Linked DNA regions of Mus musculus: region 2 is linked to region 1. Evidence: chromatin loops called from intact Hi-C (ENCODE). Cell type or tissue: heart. All regions are shown on one strand. Links, peaks and the distances in the headings refer to the core of each region. The heading gives the core; the rest is flanking DNA.

Region 1 (5,378 bases), core at 266-5,265:
TTATATACACCTATACGTCCTGTACGTATGATGCTTTGTATAACTCATTGTCCAAGAAGTTCACAAAGATCTTGTGGATGAACTCCTACAGATAGCTGAGTTACCCTTGGCCATGACATTTGCTGCTTGCTCCCAGCAAATGTGATTGACACACATTGCTCTGTAGTTCAGACCCCTTCATACACACTGGCTCTCAGGGCCAGTTGACTGCACAAGTATTGGAGGAAACACCTCTCACAGCAAAGCTTTGCATTGCTACTGACATTTAGCCTTTGCTGGGGAAACTGAGGTAGAGCCATTGTCATCTGCTTCACAAGGACATCCCTAAAACACAAGAATGTTTCTGGATACTTCCAGGCCCAGAGTCTTTGGCAGAGATGGGAAGAGTGAAGCAGAGCCACATAGCAGAAAGCGAGAGGCCCCTTCCTTCAACAGAGAGCATCAGGAACTGAGCTGCGTTGGGTGTGAACTCAGTCCCTGAGAGAGAGTACAGAAAGCGAGGACCTCAGTGGCCAGTCACTTCATGTCGTTGTCTGTTGGCTGGTACGAAGCCCAGCACCTTCCTGATGATCAGAGTCTACAATGCCTGCCAGAGAGTGCACATGGGTGCCCTAAGAACAGTTCCAAGCGTGGAATGGAGGACACTGGTCATGTTTTTCACGGTGCTGCCCAGGAGGAAGTGTCCCAGGATTGCACTCAAGCGCATCAGTGCATAGTCTGCTAGGTAGAGTTTACTGCACGCATCTTGGAGGACCGGATGTTTCCTTCCCCAGAGCCCTCCATCGGCAGGACCCACCTGTCGTTTGAATGTTTTATTTCTCCTTGTCCTTCACAGCACTTTTGACCTTTATTCAGTCCGCGTAACTACTCTTGCTTTTGTATCCTGGATGTTTTGTTTGTTTGGGATGGGGACATATTTTAAGACAGGGTCCTGCTATATATCCCTGGCTGGCCTCTAACCTGTGACCCTGCTGCCTCATCCTCCAAATGCTGGGACTATAGGTATGCACCATCATACCTGGCTTTACTTGTTTTTAATTATTTTTAAAAAATATTTAAAAGTAAAAATTATGTAATTATTAAAAGTTATTAAGAAGTAACATTTTGAAAAATACAAACCTAAACTATTAAGAAAATACCAAACATAAATAGAATTAATGAATTAATATTATCGAAATAAGTAGATATATACATATATAATTGCCACCTTACAGTAACACAAAGAGTAACTAGCGTGGTAGGAATGGGAAGTGGATCACTTCGCTCTTTGGAGGGTAGTGTACTCCCACTGTGATCCCCTTCCTTGTAAGAGCCTGCATAGTTGTCACTGTGACCAAGATGGCTGCTAGGAAGGCACTGAGACCCTGGCGGCCAGCATTCCTTCTTCCTTAACTCTTTCCAAGGCAGGAGAATGGACTCACCAGGAAGTACTTGTTTGTGTCTTTCACCTGGAGCTGGTGTTGCCCACTGCCGCCCATGCTTCTGTCCTTTGGGATTTTCACTGCTGTTCAGATCAGGGGAAACACTGGCTCACAGAGAACGCAGGGGTTCAACTCCAAGTTGCTCCCACAGGCACCAGCTCTCGATGCTTCAGTCTAGTGGGAGACATTCAGCTGACTTGTGCAGTTAGAGGCAAGCATTTCACCTCTTGGCCCACACCATTTCCTTTGGCCCCAGACCATGCAGTTGAACGCCACACGTGTGTTCATTTCCTAGCTACCCGGAAGCTATAGCCAAGGCATGAAACTTGGTAAAAGGCCAGGGCCCTATTTACCAGACACCTCACGGTGCCTTTTATAAACTCTTGGGAAGGCAGGTTGACCTCACTGGAATGAGTGGTAGGGAATGTTGCGCATAAAGGACAAAGGTGGGAAGTCTCAAACACTTGGCAAAACAGACAAACAGATTTGAGTCTCTCTCTTCCTCCTCTTGTTCATGAAATACAGTATTTATATTTTCCAGCCTCAGAGAACAGAACATGATCTTTCACTGGAGAATTCTAGACCTGCTTATTATGAAACAGATGTGCTCCCGTGGCACAGTGCCTTCTCCCTCCACCCCCAGTCCCTGTCACCGTAGCTTACTCTTGACCTTTGCTGAAACTAATGTATCTGTGATTCTGACTGTCAGAGACGCCATTCCCAGCACACTGAGCACAGAGACTTGAAGAACAGAGCCCCCGACCCCAGGTTGGCCCCATGTCCTGCCCCAACTCACAGGTGCCCAAGATTAGACCTAATAAAAGCCGAGGGTGAAATCTGGATCCCTGTTTAGCACACCTGAGTTGTCTGTCCCCACTGCCCCTTAGAGGGCCTTGCTGTGTGTGAGCGGACCTTGGACACTCCTAAGACCTTTCCCTGGACATTGCTTCGTGTTTATTTTTTAAAGGGAAAGATAAGCATGCTGTCACTCATGATCTGGAATTGGAGCCATGTCCTGCTACTTCTGTTTTCACTATGGTCCATGCCCGCTCAGGACTCACAACAGCGTTCTCTGCCACCACCACCGGAATCTGATAGGACACCGTGGAGCCAGATCAGGAGTTGGATCTGCCATGAAAATTCAAAATTGCTATTTTCAGCCCAGAATGTCTCAGAGTGCATGAAGGCCCTTACTGTTTTCAGGTCTAACAAATGACTTGGTGCAGTGTTAGGTAGTTGTTCCACTGCTTAGAAACCATCGAAACAAAAGCAAGCCTGTGCATTTCCACCTCCTTTTTTTTCATCTCAGTAAATACCATACACGTAAAGCATAATGGAAAACGGTCCATTAATCTCCTGGAGCTGCTTGCAAAGCCCAGGGAACGGCTTTTCACTAAACAGCCATTCCCTGGTGTAGCACAAGAATTCCCTCCTGCTAGTGCCAGAAACTCATGTGTGACACCATCCAGCCCGGGGGAAGTGTTGGCACCCAACCCCACCGTTAAGAAACCAGTTCCTAAAATAGACCTGCATTTGCACCGCAGTAGGAAGGCTGCAGGGTGCTCCAAAGGCAGTCAGCTCTGATGGGAGAGGAGTTCTTTCCAGGGCTGCCTGTTCCCAAAGTTGGACACAGCCTTATATGAAAACCATGCAAACTCTGTCTTCCCCCTGACTTCATGTGCTGAATAACAGCCATCTTTTGGGAGTTTTTACATTTGATGAGCTGAAAGGTTAACTGCTTCTTGATTCTTCTATAATAGGCCTCTACCAAAAAAAAAAAAAGGAGTGTGTGATTACAGTGCCTCGGGATTCGAAGGTTCCAATACAGTCTGAAATAGCCCCGTGCTGTGATTCCCCTCAGCTGCCCCAAAACAAAGGTGTCTGTGTCACTCTGTCACTGTGGCTGAGTTGCAGCACACCCTCGGTGAGGTCTGGCCTGTCTCTGCTTGTCATGTGTGCACACTGCACATGAGCACTGACAGATTGCTTTCTGCAACTCCTCCAGGAAGCTTGGCTTGCAGCCCTGCAAGTTCATTCTCCATCCGTGGCCCAGAGATCTCCAGACACAAACTACCTATGATAGCAGGAGCACAGTGATACAGGACCACAGTAATGCCACACACCCTGAGCACCAAGAGCAAAGCCCGCTGCCAGCAAGGAAGTAGAGAAAAGTTCTGCTGCTAGTTCAGGGGAGCTCTGCCCTCTCACCCTGCAGATCAGCTCTGGGTCTTCTCCCAAGCTTTGCTGAAATAGTCAGATTAGAAATTAGGCTTTGACCCTTAGTTGGAATACTGCCTGTTCCCAACACAGACTATTTTATTTTGTTTGATTTGGTTTTTCTTATGGTAAATAGGGAAGTGTGCAATATTGTTTTGGGAGTTTTCTACATGACTTTTCATCTTCTGAAATAATGTGGAGATGTCAGGAATTTGAGACAAAGGGGAAAGAAGCTAGCCCTTTCTTCCTTGGCCACTTCTCCCTGGAGCCTCTGGCCCTTGTCATCCATTCCTTGGTACTGACTCAGTAGTGGTGGTGGGCATTAGGAACGTGGCTCACTGCTCTGCCTGTCCCACTCGCCTGACCCCAGCATACTACAAGCTACGTGAGTAAACCCCTCAGCTAATCTAACCAATGCTGATCTCTGTCACAGGGACAGTTTCTTAACAGTTAAGTTTTAGCACCCAGTAGTCTCTCTGTAGGCACTTCTGTCCTTTAGATTCAAAACTCTCTGACTTGAGGTTGTTTGTTTGTTTGTTTGTTTGTTTTCTGGTATGTTTTAGTGGGTGCGGGGCTAAAACAAAAAAATCTACATCACTGTAAAACTCTGGGTGAAAGGGAAAATGTAGCTGAGCCTCTCCAGCATTTGCCAGTGTGTTTTATGTAAGATGGGTTCCTGGTGACCATGGCATGTAGCACTGTCTCCATAGAGTAGGCTCTGATGTGATGGGAGGCACTAGTGAGAGGGACCCAGGCTGCTCTGCTAGGGCTCTGCTCTGAGGGAAAAGAGACGCTGGCTGCTGTCGTTTTAGAAAGCTCCCTAGTGAAGCCACTTGTTTCCCAGGCCAGATGAACAAGACACCTAGGACAGCTCTTCCACAGTTGGGCCCATCTGGCCAGCCTTGGAAGCTGTAACCCAGCCCTGTCCCCTCCCATGATTGCCTTGCCTGCTTGCTTCCTCAGCCCTGGGCCAGGTTTGAGGCTCATGTTAATAAACCACCTAGAGACCAACTGGCCAGCGGCCCTTCCTTCCCACCGGTTCATCTCCCTGTAGGAGTGCCTTATAGTCTAGTCTAGTCTCTGACCCACTTGAAGCCTGCAGGACCCTTCAACCAACTATGGATCCCTTCGCGCTTCCCTGCTGGCTCTTGTTCAGTACACAGCCCACCTGGAGCCTGTGTATTCCGAGATGCACGTCCACCTTTGCTTAACCTGGTGCCTTAACTTCACAAGTAAAGGGATTCACATTGCAAACGCATTATCTGAGTGAAACATCAGTTTCTTCGGTGCCATTGGCACTTTTACCAGGAAATACAATAGGCATAATCATACAATGTTTTGACTTTATTTTATGATGTTTCTCAGCCACTCTTTGTTTGCTTGCTTTCATTAACCAAACTCAGGGGAATGTCATGTCACCACAGTCAATGGGGAAAGAAAGAAAACTAGCTATGCAGAAGTGAATGACAAAGTCTGTGAACTTAGTCTTTACTAGGTTCAGAAGTGACATCAACAGGAGGATTTTTTTCCTTTATTGTATAAAGATTCTCTTTACTTGCCACCTGTGTTCCACGTAGAAGGTGGGAAGCCTCGGGGATGTGTGTGGATGACAGTGTCCCTATTTTCGCCGGGGCAGTCCACCAAGCCACCGGATCAGGCCCTCATTGCAGTGAGCTCTGCCTCTGGTTACCTGTCCGGCTCTTACTGTAAACAGTCCTTACCTGTCTCCAAGGAATGATA
Region 2 (5,378 bases), core at 142-5,141, 50 kb before region 1:
TGAACCAATAAAAACCAGCAATTCCAGAACAAAGCACCTGAGTCACTTATGGACTAGATGTGGTTTACAAGGAAAGTAGACTAATTCTATGTATTTAAGAAGCTTCACATTCTTATTTTTCAAAGTTTGGGGTTGTCGCATTCTGTATTTACAACTTGTGTCAGGGTTTCCACTCCTTACTCCCTGTGTATACATTTTTAACTGACTGCTCTTCAATTCCCTCCCCTTCAGTTGGTGGGAGTCATTGACACATGCCTGGAGTTCAGCTAGTGCCCCTCCCACAGAATGTGGTTAGAAAACCCGACTCTTCTAGAATTGCCATCAGCCTAAAGGTTCCTTCTGGAGGGACCAAAAGCAAAATCTCTGATGCAGCTGACATTTTAGGTGTGTATATAATTTACCAAATTGTTGGCCACTTGGCTCTGAGTTGGTGGTCACAAAAGGAATTAGCAGCCCTCCCCTTCTATCCCCAAAATATGAAAAGGGAAGGGTGTTACTTGGCATTGGCTCAGAGTCCTGCTGGCACACAGAGTCAAACAGCAGCACAATGGTACATTTGGCCACAAAAGGCTTTGGGATGGTAAGAGGGGCCAAAATAGTTGTGGCATAAGTTGGCTAGAGTCTTAAGCAAATCTGAGTTTAATTTAACATAGAGATAACACCCCCCAACCCCCACCCAAAACTGTTGCTTCCTCTGTCCCCATGGAATGAGAGATGGTAGCCAGGAGTTAGTTCACAGGGGCATACATGTGCTTTCAAAGTAAGACACAGTGGTCTTTATATAGGCTTTCACATCTGCCTGGGCAAGATGGAATAAGGATAAAAAGACATAGGGGTAGCTAGGGAAAGCTGAAAATGGATCTTGAGGTTTGAATTCCTTCTGTGAGTTTGCTTAAGCCACAGTGCCTGAGCTTAGACTGGAGAGGCAGGCAGTCTGTCTCCTTGGGATAAGGAAGGATTTGGAACGCAGTGAATGTGAGGTCTTGGCCCCACTGTGTTTTCTGGTTTGTTTTGTTAGCAGAAGCAAGTTATTCTAGTTTCTTGCTTCTGGCTTTCCCCCTCAGCACACTTTAAGCAATGAGTCTCCACCCCGTTGATGGCAACGGGGTGGATGGAATGGGATAATGAAAGGGTGGACAGAGACGTCGATTCAGCTTCCTAGGCTGAAGGAACCAGGAAGATTTCAGACCTCAGAGCTAGCTCCTCAGTCCATCAAGGGTAGTGAGGGAAGGGGACCACAGGACTGAAGTCATCTCAGACCAGGACAGAAGTTGAAGTCTCAAAGAAACAACCATGGCCAGTAGTTGTTAGCTGGGAAAACCAGCTTTTGTCACTTGGAAATATCAGGAGAGACGCTATATATAGAGAAAACTGGTGTAGTCACCAACCAAAACTAATCAGGACACTTACAATGGTTGAAATGGTATGTTTTATGTTATATATATTTGCCATTCAGTAAGCAAAAGAACGTCTTCCCTTTAAAAAAACAAAACAAAACAAAACCTAGCAACAGCAAGCACCTCAGAAAACTACCAGCACTCCTTGACTGTGGACTCTAGTTTACAACCTTGAATATTTACTAAGTGCTTGTCACTGTGATGAAGCAAGTTCAAAATATGTGTCAAACAAGACACATGTTCTAGGTGAGCAAGCACTGAAAGAGCCCACCGAGTCACAAGAAGATGTGTTGTAGGAAGGCACACCAGCCCCTCACACCCAACAGGGCCTGTGGTTCACAGGGCAAAAGTGTAGGGGGTACAACTTGGTGGCTCTTTTTATGTTTATGGGCAGAAACAGGGTCTCACTGTGTAGCCTTGGATGTCCAGGAACTCACTATGTAGACCAGGCTGGCCTAGAACTAGCAGAGATCCACCTGACTCTGCCTCTCAAGTGCCAAGACTAAAGGCATGCCAGCCTTAACTTGGTGGTCCTTGGCAAAGCTCCTGTTAGGGCTTCCAAGAATAAAATGTCATCTAAGTGACCCAGTTTTTTAAAAACAATCTCTAAGTGAAAAGGTCAGCCTAGAATTCAAGTCTTTCTCTTGTCATTCCTGGTTACGCTACTGTGAATAATGCTTGGGCAGAAGGAAATGCCCAAAAGATAGAGTAGAATGAGTCACCTCCAGGAAGAAGGCAGAGATGGAAATGAGCTCAAAAGGGGCCATTCGTTCCTTCCAGCTATGCTATTGTTTATTTGTGAGTGGAGCACTGTGATTAAACTTTGTTTTCTCTTTAGTACTACTTGGTCCTGGGTTCAAGTAAATAGTTGGCGTTCAAGTAAATCTTTAAATAACGATGGTGTGTGGGCTTGATTCAGCATGACCACTGAGGGGCACTTTAGCAAGGTTGTCGAGGCCATAGAGTGAGAATGTCAGCTGTGCTCCTCAGCCAACCTATAAGCCTAAATATGTTGCTTAAACTTGCTGCAGCTCAATTTCCTTCCTGTAAATCCCACCTCACTAAGGTGTGAGTTTAAGTGAGGTGCCCATGTGTGTGGTGCTGAGTGTAACGTTTAGCAATACAGAGAATGCCCTTAGTGCTCTTAGTGGAAGTCCCCTCTATGATGTGAAAAACAACCTCTTGGCCAATAGCACTGTAATGTCCCTTTATCATAGCCCATCTGACCATAGTTTCTTTCTCTGCTCATGTTTCTTGTGCTGGCCACCAGTTAGACTATCTGTGAACAGCAAGAACATACTAATGGACACTAGAAATTGAAACATTACACTGGAGATAACTACATGGTTTTATATTTACTCTATACCCCCTTTCCAGCACAATTCCAGTCTTTTCTAGGTTACACCCCACCCCATATTTCTGTCTCTGACATGGGTAATAATTTACTCCACATGACTGATAAGGAAACTAAATAAGTATTGAATTTTTATTGCTATATGTTAGTAAATAGTTAAATGTCATAAAAAATGCTTTCAGATGGCCCAACAGAAGCCATTGGAAGCTGAGTGGAAGGAACAGTTGGCTTCCTGTGGTACACTTTCCCTTTAGAAACACTAGTAGGAAGCAGAGTGTGATGGCCCAATAGGAAATAAGCAAAAAAGCACAGCAGAACTAAAAACCCAACAGAGTGACCTAGACATGATAACCCACACCTGCAATTCCAGGACTCAGGAAACTTAGGCAGGAAGATCAGGTGTTTGGAGAGATCCTGGGAGATGAAAAAGTTCTAGAGCAGCTTGGATTATAAATCAAGACCTCCCCTCAAGAAACCAAGGGCCAGGGGCAACATAGCTCAGTGATCAAGTGCCTGTCTATGACTGCCTAGCATGCTTGATCCTGGGTTTGATCCCTAGCACAGAGATATTCAGTGAGGTGGCACTGCTAACAGCATTGTGCCCTTAAATAAGATCTTTTTCTGTTGTCAGAACTCAGTGTGTTCTTAGTGATAAGTTATTCTATATGTTGATGCATATAAATATGAATATGCGAATCATAGTTCTTATTATTGGGTATTTAAATAAATGATCTCCTTTCCAAAATTTGGAACTTCTTGGTAACTCAATTTTATTTTATTTACATTTTTACTTGATTGTATCTACATATTTTCTAGGATGCCCTATAATGTATTCTCCTGAAATCACCTTAGATAAGAATTATGAACACTATACCAAACTGCAGTTCTTGTTTATTTAGACAAGATTGCTGTCTAACTCACTGGTGTGAGCTGCCCTGCAAAGAAGAAAAAGTAATGGCCTGGGGATGGGTAAAGGTGGGGGAGGCAGGAGGAAGGCAAGAAGTCAGCTTGGCCCCAAATGGCTTTGGAACCCAAGAGAAGGGAGAACTGGCTGCCCAGACGTGTTATTTTTCCTGTGGCTTCCACCCCCACCTCTTCCAGTCTGAGCTATGAGTACAGTTGAATTTTTCACCACAGAACTTGGCTATGCTTCCTAAGGGACTTTCTCCTCCCCCCCCCCATCTTTCCATAAATTATAGGTTTGTACATGAGAGCAGAGCAGATGATTCTCATTATCTTTTGGGTTGGGTTCATGTGTGCATGTGTGTGTTTGAGAAACCTCCTGCTGTCCACTCTTAGCTGTATATCAGAACTCAAAGCTGAACAGCTTTTGTTAACAGGAGAGCCCGATGACCCTCCTTCCTTCTCAACAGGATGATTTTAACTTGACTTATGTCAACTGCAGGAAACAGGAGGCCCAGGCACTATTTACTCACAGCCCTGATGTCAGGTACAGTACCTGACAGACACCCTGTGTTGAAGTCTCTTTGTGAGTGTATCTGCTGATTTTGTCATTTGACATTTCAAAAATACATTTTACTTCCATAAATAACCAGTTCAGTTTACTGAAATAACGGGACAGACGTGAAGAGGTAACTAACCCCAGAATACAGAAACCACTTATAAGTAGTTATATAACTTATTAAAGGCTAGAGCCACTGTGTAATAGTTACTTTTTTTTTTTGCTGCTATGATAAAACACCATGACCAAAAGTGACTTATAGAAAAGGGGAGTTTATTTTAGAGGTCCCTAATGGTGAAGCATGGCAAGGAGGCCCCGGGAACTGAGAGCCCACATGTTTATTCACATATAGGAAGCAGAGAGGGTGAACTAGAAGCAAAGTCAGGCTATAAATCTCAGCTCTCCCCAAGTCACATACTTCTCCCAACAAGGTTTCACTTCTTTAACGTTCCAAACACTACCACCAAACAGATACTGTGTCCAGATATGAAAGCCTATAAAGGTCTTTCTCATTCAAACAGCCACACACTACTAATGGTTAAGTGTAGAGAACTCCTATGCACGGCACGTCTTTTACTTAGGTACCCAGTATAAGTACAACACAATGACAGGTTGGGGGAAAGAATGAACTCTGTTACACTGGAACTTACTCTTCTCTGTTGGAATCCTAAAATATTCAGGCTAAACCTCTCAAAGAAAAGGATCCTCAGGGAATGGCACAAGGAAAATGAGAAAATGTGGCCTATGTGGAACAGACTATAATTTACTTCGGGATCTGATCATTTTGTCATTCACAGACACAATGAGATTAAAGGGAGGGAATTACTTGAAAAAGTACTCGTGACAGGATGAGAGGAAGAAGAAAAGCAGGAAAGGAAAGACAACATATTTAAGGAAGCAGAGTTAATGTTGAGTATTCATTTCAATAGAAAAGTTGAGGGACTTGCAGAAAGAGCAAGCAAGGATGATCACATCATCCACTCCCCAGAAGAAACATAACAATCTGGACTGCAGAAGCAGTCTTGAGAATGAAGGGATAGCTGAAGTGAACAAGATACTGGAAGAAAAGTTAGCCATCAGCATAGAAAGGGGGATAGTGCCAAGAAGCATGCTAGGGAGATGGAGAAACTGGCTGAGGAAGACAGTTTAATAATCCAGGACCTTC

Evidence for each region. Hi-C counts contacts between places; a loop is a spot of excess contacts. Peaks named below come from ENCODE experiments on the same cell type or tissue, not always from the same donor. Only the 100,000 strongest peaks of a DNase experiment are listed, where the experiment ranks them.
Region 2: it touches region 1 in a loop (1.8-fold over the local background); 5 of 42 quality-filtered maps call a loop at or near these places.

What each region holds. Positions count from the first base shown.
Region 1 is chr1:64,789,552-64,794,929 of GRCm38, reverse strand. Plekhm3 (pleckstrin homology domain containing, family M, member 3) reads left to right here. Exons shown (of 8, transcript NM_001039493.1): 8 at 1-5,378. Among named protein-coding and RNA genes, the nearest start is that of Fzd5, 54 kb to the right of the region's middle. In heart, for the core only: no CTCF peak of the experiment used is centred there; DNase peaks (open chromatin) are centred at 1,599, 2,909 and 3,429; H3K4me3 peaks cover 734 bases; H3K27ac peaks cover 2,038 bases.
Region 2 is chr1:64,839,651-64,845,028 of GRCm38, reverse strand. The region is part of intron 6 of Plekhm3 (pleckstrin homology domain containing, family M, member 3); the gene reads left to right. Among named protein-coding and RNA genes, the nearest start is that of Gm51628, 45 kb to the left of the region's middle. In heart, for the core only: no CTCF peak of the experiment used is centred there; no DNase peak of the experiment used is centred there.